Linked DNA regions of Homo sapiens: region 2 is linked to region 1. The links are chromatin contacts, found by Hi-C or POLR2A ChIA-PET in ENCODE. All regions are on one chromosome and are shown on one strand. The core of a region is the stretch at or near the end of the contact, and the rest is flanking DNA. Distances in the headings are between cores, read along the strand shown.

The links. A loop is a pair of places that touch in the nucleus more often than their neighbours do. ChIA-PET counts read pairs that join two places held with the same protein, here RNA polymerase II (POLR2A). Pooled maps may share reads with other maps.
Region 2: a loop to region 1 is called in a pooled map, with 2.3 times the contacts of the local background. The contact joins two enhancer-like sites. A Hi-C loop is called at or near these places in 1 of 168 maps with a recorded cell type or tissue (GM20431) and 2 of 50 pooled maps. POLR2A ChIA-PET finds 5 or more read pairs at or near these places in 1 of 52 experiments (activated CD4-positive, alpha-beta T cell).

What each region holds. Positions count from the first base shown.
Region 1 is chr16:7,361,280-7,364,999 of GRCh38, forward strand. All of the region lies in intron 4 of RBFOX1 (RNA binding fox-1 homolog 1), which reads left to right. Among named protein-coding and RNA genes, the nearest start is that of LINC02152, 930 kb to the right of the region's middle. Within about 2 kb of position 2,299, at least 5 of the 41 ENCODE cell types and tissues checked have a DNase peak (open chromatin) inside an H3K27ac peak, as active enhancers do.
Region 2 is chr16:7,403,380-7,406,999 of GRCh38, forward strand. All of the region lies in intron 4 of RBFOX1 (RNA binding fox-1 homolog 1), which reads left to right. Among named protein-coding and RNA genes, the nearest start is that of LINC02152, 890 kb to the right of the region's middle. Within about 2 kb of position 1,957, at least 3 of the 41 ENCODE cell types and tissues checked have a DNase peak (open chromatin) inside an H3K27ac peak, as active enhancers do.

The sequences.
Region 1 (3,720 bases), core at 1,049-3,548:
GCCTGCCTGTAATAGCAGTGCAGCTTCTAGGTGGCACTTAGAGGATGCCTAAATTGACTTAGAAAGCTTTGCATTAAGCAGATGTTTGCTCTTGGGGAAGATTAAAACCATTTTGCATCAAAGAACGAGGCTGCGGCACTTCCCTAAAGCTTGAAAGAACGGTTTCCTTTTACTTGGCTGAGGGTTACCTGGTCCCCTGCTTGACACCCTCCTAGTCCGTGAAATGGAGTAAATCCAGGTTAGACCAGGTGAGTCCGAAGGTGGCAGGTGGCTAAGGAGGATATTTCCTTTGTAGCTGTTCCCGGCCTTGTTTCTACTTATAGGGATAACTAAAGCAACCAAACACACACCAAACAGGTGGGAGACAGCAGGGAAGGATGCTTGGATATGGCTGAGCCACGTTCCTGCCTGGTAGTATGAGAATTCGAAGATGCTTGAGGCATGCTGGTGAAAGTAGGCAAAAGCAGAGAGACTCGAGGCTGCATCAAGGGGCAAACCGTGTGTATGTTTGTGTGTATGCCAGTGTGTGTATGTGTGTTAGTGTGTGTATGATTATGTATATATGTTTTGTGTGTCTGTGTGTTAGTGCGTGTGTTTTGTGTATATGTTAGTATGTGTATTTTTTTGTGTTAGTTTGCATATGTGTGTTAGTGTGTATGTGTGTGCATGTTTTGTGTGTATGTTTGTGTGTATGCCAGTGTGTGTATGTGTGTTAGTGTGTGTATGATTATGTATATATGTTTTGTGTGTACATGTGTTAGTGTGTGTGTTTTGTGTATATGTTAGTACGTGTTTTTTGGTGTTAGTTTGCATATGTGTGTTAGTGTGTGTATGTGTGTGGATGTTTTGTGTGTGTGTTAGTGTATGTGTGTTAGTGTATGTTTTGTATGCTTGCTAGTGTGTGTGTGTGTTTGTGTATGATTGTGTTTGTTTTTTATGTGTTTGTGTGTTTTGTGTGTGTTAGTATATTTTTTGTTAGTATGTGTGTTTTGTGTGTATGTTAGTATGTGTATGTTTTTCGTGTGTTTGCGTGTGTGTGTGTATGTTTTGTGTGTATGTTAGTGTATGTGTGTTTGTGTGTATGCTAGTGTGTGTGTATGTGTTAATGTGTGTGTGATTGTGTGTATATGTTTTGTGTGTATGCGTTAGTGTGTGTTCTGCGTGTACGTAGTATATATATGTTTTTGTGTGTGTTTGTGTGTTTTGTGTATATGTTAGTATGTGCATGTTTTTTGTGTGTTTACATGTGTGTCAGTGTGTAGATGTTAGTGTGTGGATGTTTTGTTTGCATGTTAGTGTGTGTATTAGTGTGTGGATGTTCTTGTGTATATGTTTTGCGTGTAGTATGTGTTTTGTGCGTATCTTAGTATGTGTATGTTTTTTATGTTAGTTTGCATATGTGTGTTAGTGTGTGTATATTTGTGTATGCATGCTAGTGTGTGCATGTTCTTGTATATATGTTTTGGGTGTATGTTAGTGTATGTTTCTGTGCGTATATGTGTGTGTGTGCATTTCAAGTGTTCACTGCCAGAGAAGTGGCTTATCAGTGGGTCAGAAGACAGCATGTACGTTTTATAATGTACCAGTTAAGAGTCCAGATGTGAGAGTCAGATATTGCTGGAGTCATTTCCTAACTCAGCTCTGCACTAGTGTGTGACCTTGGACAAGTCACTTAGCCTCTCTGAGCTTTTGTTTCCTAATTTTTGAAAAATAGGATGAGACCCACATGGAATGTCTCCTGAGGCTTAAGCAGGATGGCCTGTAAATCACCCAGTGTGGGGCCTGGATCATTGAGAGCAATGGGATGCGCTGATGGTGGTGGATACTGCTGCTCTTACGCTGTGACTGCTGGGGCTGTTGTTGCTATTTTCATTATGAGAGGCTTTGGGAGAGACAGAACTGCACAACGGATTGCCGTCAGCCTCCATCCTGAGTTCCTGGGGTCTGGGTTCTTTGTCTGTTGTGTTACTGGGCGGGGGGAAAACCTCCAGATAAACCTGTCAAGCTGTTGAGAAATCCTGTCTCCCATCTAACTACTTGTGTGTTACTTACAACGTGTGAGACTTAATGACTTCTTCTGTCCAAGGGGGTAAAACAAAGCCAATTGCATTACCTTGCCATGAGCAGCCAATGAAATGGCTAGCACAGAGCCGTTAGAACAGTGTCTGAGCCAGATTCAATCCTTCCTCCGAGGTCACCCCTGGAGCTAATAAAGGAAAAAAAAAATAAGTAAAGGCCGGGATCTTGTGGGCCTCTCAGCCTGGCAAAGTGCCTGGCATAAAATGGGTCGCCTGGCTTTTAAGGCAGTGTGCCGAGCAGCTGGGGAAAGGTCATCATGAGTTCACAGAACCTTTAAACACACTGGGACTTAAAGCCATCAGATCCCTTTTGCTGGCTCCATTTAAGTTGTTTTGTTGGAGGACAAAACCTTTTTGCTTACGGCTAAGTACATTTTATGGAGCATTTAATGATTCTTCTATAGACGTTTGAGTAGCTGTGTTTTGGTTTCAGGGGCCGAAAATAAGTGCCCAGAATCTCCCGTCAGTCTTCTTGATGTTTATTATCTGGGTGGAGGGGGAGGGACGGGGCTGCTTAGCACATGTTGGCTTCTGGGCTTCATTGTTGGCACTTCAGCAGAAGTGGGAAGAGGCATATGGCCTTCCTGGTGTCTTATGGTGAGGAAAAGAGGACATTTGAGGGGAAATATTTTTGAACAGGAAGACAGCAAGATCGTATTTGTAGGTGCGATGGAAAAGTAGAACAGCCAGTCAGCTTTGGGACTCCCAAGTCCTATTAAAGCTCACATCTTTTCAAAGCATTTTAAAGATTAGGAATCCATCTCTCCCTGTCTGTTGGTAATCGTGGGGTGCAGGAGTCTACAACAGCTCAGCTTACGTCTGACGAGCTCTTGTCTGTTACATCAGTACCTTGGGATGTGCCGGGCTAGCGGCTTTCCCATCTTCTAAGCACTTGGCTGCCAGGAAAGACGGAACCCTTTGAAGTATGAGATCTGTTTATCTTGCAGTTACTATGGAGAAAGGGCCCTGGAATTAATTGTAGGTTATTGAATTTGTCCTTTTTAAGAGGAAAAAAAATGACTACATTATGGTGCTAATTCATAGATCTTGAGATGCTAGCATTTTTTTGTGCGTGTTTAACATTTCATTTGACCATTATTAGCAGTATCAGGTTGGGTTGCTGAGTTTCAAGTACTAGAAATCTACTTGGACTATCTTTGGCAAGGGAGAGCATTTATTGGGAGGATATTGAGTAGCTCACATGATATCAAGAAGACCAAAAAAAAAAAAAACAAAAAAAAAAAACTTGGATCCCAGAAGAGAATTATTCAGCCATTAGAGGCTGGCTGTAGAATGAATGCCTTTTCTTCTATCTGAATGATCCTCTAGTCACTTTTTCTATCATCAGATCTCTCTGGTTAAAATTTGAAGTCCCAGGGCAGGGAATACTTGCTAGTTGTGTTCTCTCTCTAAGGTAATCTGTTGGAAGAAGTCAGAAGAAATCTTTAGAGCTCCCATTGTGAGGGCAACATACTTGTTTTTCTGCTTACTAACAAGGAAGAGACAATTTCTGTAAAAGGATATCAAGATGCTGTTAGGAAGGTGTAATGGATACTAGTGAATGTGTCAATTAGATGCCAAGCACTCTGACTGTTGATACATTCTTGAGACCTACAATGATCAGATGATTCTTTTGGGGAAT
Region 2 (3,620 bases), core at 707-3,206, 42 kb after region 1:
CCATTCCCTGCTCCCTTCAGCCTCTGGCAACCACTCTTCTCCTGTCTGTCTATTCCTACGAATTTGAGTGTTTTAGATCCTGCATGTAAGTGAGATCTTACAGCGTTTGTCTTTCTGTGTCTGGTTTATTTTCTCTAGCATAATGTCCTCCAGGTTCACCCATATTATTGCAAATGAGAGAATCCCCCCCCCCCCACTTTTTTTTTGCCCAGTCTGGAGTGCAATGGCACAATCTCAGGTCAGGGCAACCTCCGCCTCCCAAGTTCAAGTGATTCTCCTGCCTCAGCCTCCTGAATAGCTGGGATTACAGGCACCTGCCACTACTCCATGTGAATTTTGTATTTTTAGTAGAGACAGGGTTTCACCATGTTGGCCAGGTTGGTCTCGAACTCCTGACCTCAGGTGAACCACACACCTCAGCCTCCCAAAGTGCTGGGATTATAGGCGTGAGCCACCATGCCGGGGCTCCTTGTTTTCTTAATAGATGAATAATATTCTAGTACGTACATAAATTTTAATTAAATATTATTCTTTTATATATATATATAACCTTTTTAATTCATTCATTTGTTAATGGGTGCTTAAGTTGTTTTTATTATTGTGAATATGCCGCAGTGAACATGGGAGTGCATATCCTGATTTCATTTCCTTTTATTTTATTTTATTTTATTTTATTTTATTTTATTTTATTGAGACGGAGTCTCACTCTGTCACCCAGGCTAGAGTGCAGTGACTCATTCTCGGCTCACTGCTACCTCCACCTCCCAGGTTCAAGCGATTCTCCTGCCTCAGCCTCCTGAGTAGCTGTGATTACACGTGTGAGACCCCATACTTGGCTAAGTTTTGTATTTTTAGTACAGACGGGGTTTCACCATGTTAGTCAGGCTGGTCTCTAACTCCTGACCTCAGGTGATCTGCCTGCCTCAGCCTCCCAAAGTGCTGGGATTCCAGGCATAAGCCACCGTGCCCAGCCGACATAGGAATTTATTTAGTGTCACCTTGTAGGTCACTGACCTATCAGGGACAGGCCTCCAAGCTTCTGACATCCAGTGATAGCTTCTTAGAGGTGAATGATGACGGCTCCTGTTAACATTTTCTGGCAGGCACTGCGTGAAGCACTTGGCATAAATGACCTCCATAGATAGGTGCTATTATCATTTCTGCTTCACAGTTCAAAAAGTAAAGGCTTAAAGAATGTAAATAATTTACACCTGAGTGACCAGTACCTACACCTCAGAAGAGACCCTGTCTCTCAGTCATGCTGTGCTGCCAGCGTTGGAAATAGGTAGCAAGTCTGTGGATATTAAAAGAATGCTTTTTCAGAAAAAACAAACAAACAAACAAACAAAACCGAATGCACTTTTTAATTATCTGATTCCTTGTTGTCACGTCTTTATCAGGTAGAATGCACAATAGGTTATCATTCCCTTTTCACTGACGCAGAAACAGATGTGGGCTCTCCTGGAATGTGTTATGAATTGGGTGAGGGGTGCCGTTCAGGATGGCGTTCCTGGGTCAATGGATTTTATTTCCAGTGAGTAGATATGTGGGCGTAGGTCCTCGTTTCTCATGTCTACTCCCTCTAGTAGAGATGATTTTACTCCACAGCAGGAAAGATGCCTGCTACACCACAAAGGGTATTATTTCGGTTACGGTAATAACGCATAAGGGTGTGTTTTCAAAGCTGGGCAGTGCATGCTTGCCAGGTTGCAGGGTGATTCTTGAGAGCTTTCTGGGCCCATCCTAGAGAAAAATCTCCAGTGAGGCTGCAGTTGCAATTTATTTCCTCATTCTAGCAAGAAAGCTCTTGACGATACAGCAGTGTTTGTTTTCTGCTTGGTAAAGTAGAAAGGAAAACAGCAGAAATTAGCACGGCGCAGCGCTGATGCCAGCCCAGAGGCAGGGCCTCTCCTGGTAGCCCCCCCGCTGCAAACCTTTGCCGCTGGAAAGCCTTCAGCTGCGATGAGATTAGCAGATGCAGCAGTTCACTCCAAGGCGCTGTGCAGTTTTTTCCCTGTTCCACCAGGTGTTGCCAGAGAACATTGAGCGGAGCTGAGCTCCGGGCGAAGTGTGTTCCCAGCTGCTCTGGAACACTCGGGCTGTTCTGAAGGCAGCAATTAAATGAGTTATGCTGACCGGAGCAACCCTCTTCCTTGCACGTTTAAATATGCCTCCCGTGTGCGCCTCATGCCTCACATTTCAAATAAACACATTTTTGATGTGCCTTTGGATCTGCTCACACATTGTTATATTGGAGGAATCAGAGCAAGCAAGGCTGTGCGGATCCAGGCTGCAACTCAGGTCCCAGCTGCACCTGTGGTCAGCCTTCCCTGTTACCAGAAAGTGGACAGTAAGCTTGGATGACACAGAGGGGGTTCTCAGTGCTAGGGTTTTTGCCTGGTAAGTAAAGGTAGTTCCTTCTAACACCTGTTTCCTTTCCACTCTTCCATACCTGGAGCATTGAGATCACAGTCCTAGGTCTGTGATTCTCAGGCAGTTGTGGCTCTGTGTCCCCAGGGTGCATTTGGCCATGTCCAGAGACATTTTTAGTTGTCACGACTGGGCAGTTGAGGGATGCAACTGACATCGAGTAGGTAGAGCCTGAGATGCTGCAATTGATCCTGCAACACACAGAGCATATCCCCCACAACAAAGAATTACCTGGTTTGAAATATTGGCAATAGTGAAGGGAAGGGGAGAAACCCCATTCTGGAGGTGAAGGCTTTCTTGGCAAGATACCCGCATTGCCCAAAACACAGAGTACAATCTTTGAAACTGTGGTTTTTCCAGAAAACCTCATCTAGATCATGACACCTAAACATCATGCCTCACCAAGGTAACATCCCCACCAAGGATTAAAGAAGAGTTGCCATATGCCATGGGCCTACTATGTGCCAAATACCTTGTTCATACGGTTTCTAATCCTTACAGAAATAATGTTGAGTGGGATTACTGCACTGCGTTATAGAAGAGTAAACCGAGGCCCAGAGCTCTTGCTTTCCTTGTTCAGAATACCTGGCTACTACGTATGGGAGCCTTGTTTTCATCCAGTCCCTTCCTTTTACTGTGTCACCCTGTGGCCCAGAGGGTGGATGGATGTGGGTTTCCAAAAGAAAACCTACTTTCGAATCTTGCTTTTGAGTGGACAGTAAATTAGAGAGTGATGCAAAAACATTTAGAAGGAAAAACAATTAAAAAATACAAACTTTCCGGAATCCAGTGTTGGCCTGCCTCTAAAACTCTCTGCCTTCCAAAGTGACCACGCACCCACATGGCAGATTGTTACCTGACACCTTCTGAGTCCCTTTTCAGTTACTGCTTTGGCAAATTACTACAAATTCCGTGGCTTACAACATCACAGAGTGACTCTCTTAGCGTTCCAGAGGCAAAAAGACTGAAGTAGGTCTTACTGTACTAAACTTGAGGCTTCTGCAGGGCTGTTTCTTCTGGAAATCTAGGGGAAAGTCCATTTCCTTGCATTTTCTAGTTTCTAGAGGCCACCTGCTTTCCTTGGCTCATGGCCCCTTCCTCCGTCTCCAATGCTATCAGTGTAGCATTTTCAAATCTCTCTCTGTCTCTGCCTCTGCGTTTGTATGTCCTGTGATCTCTTAAGGACCCAA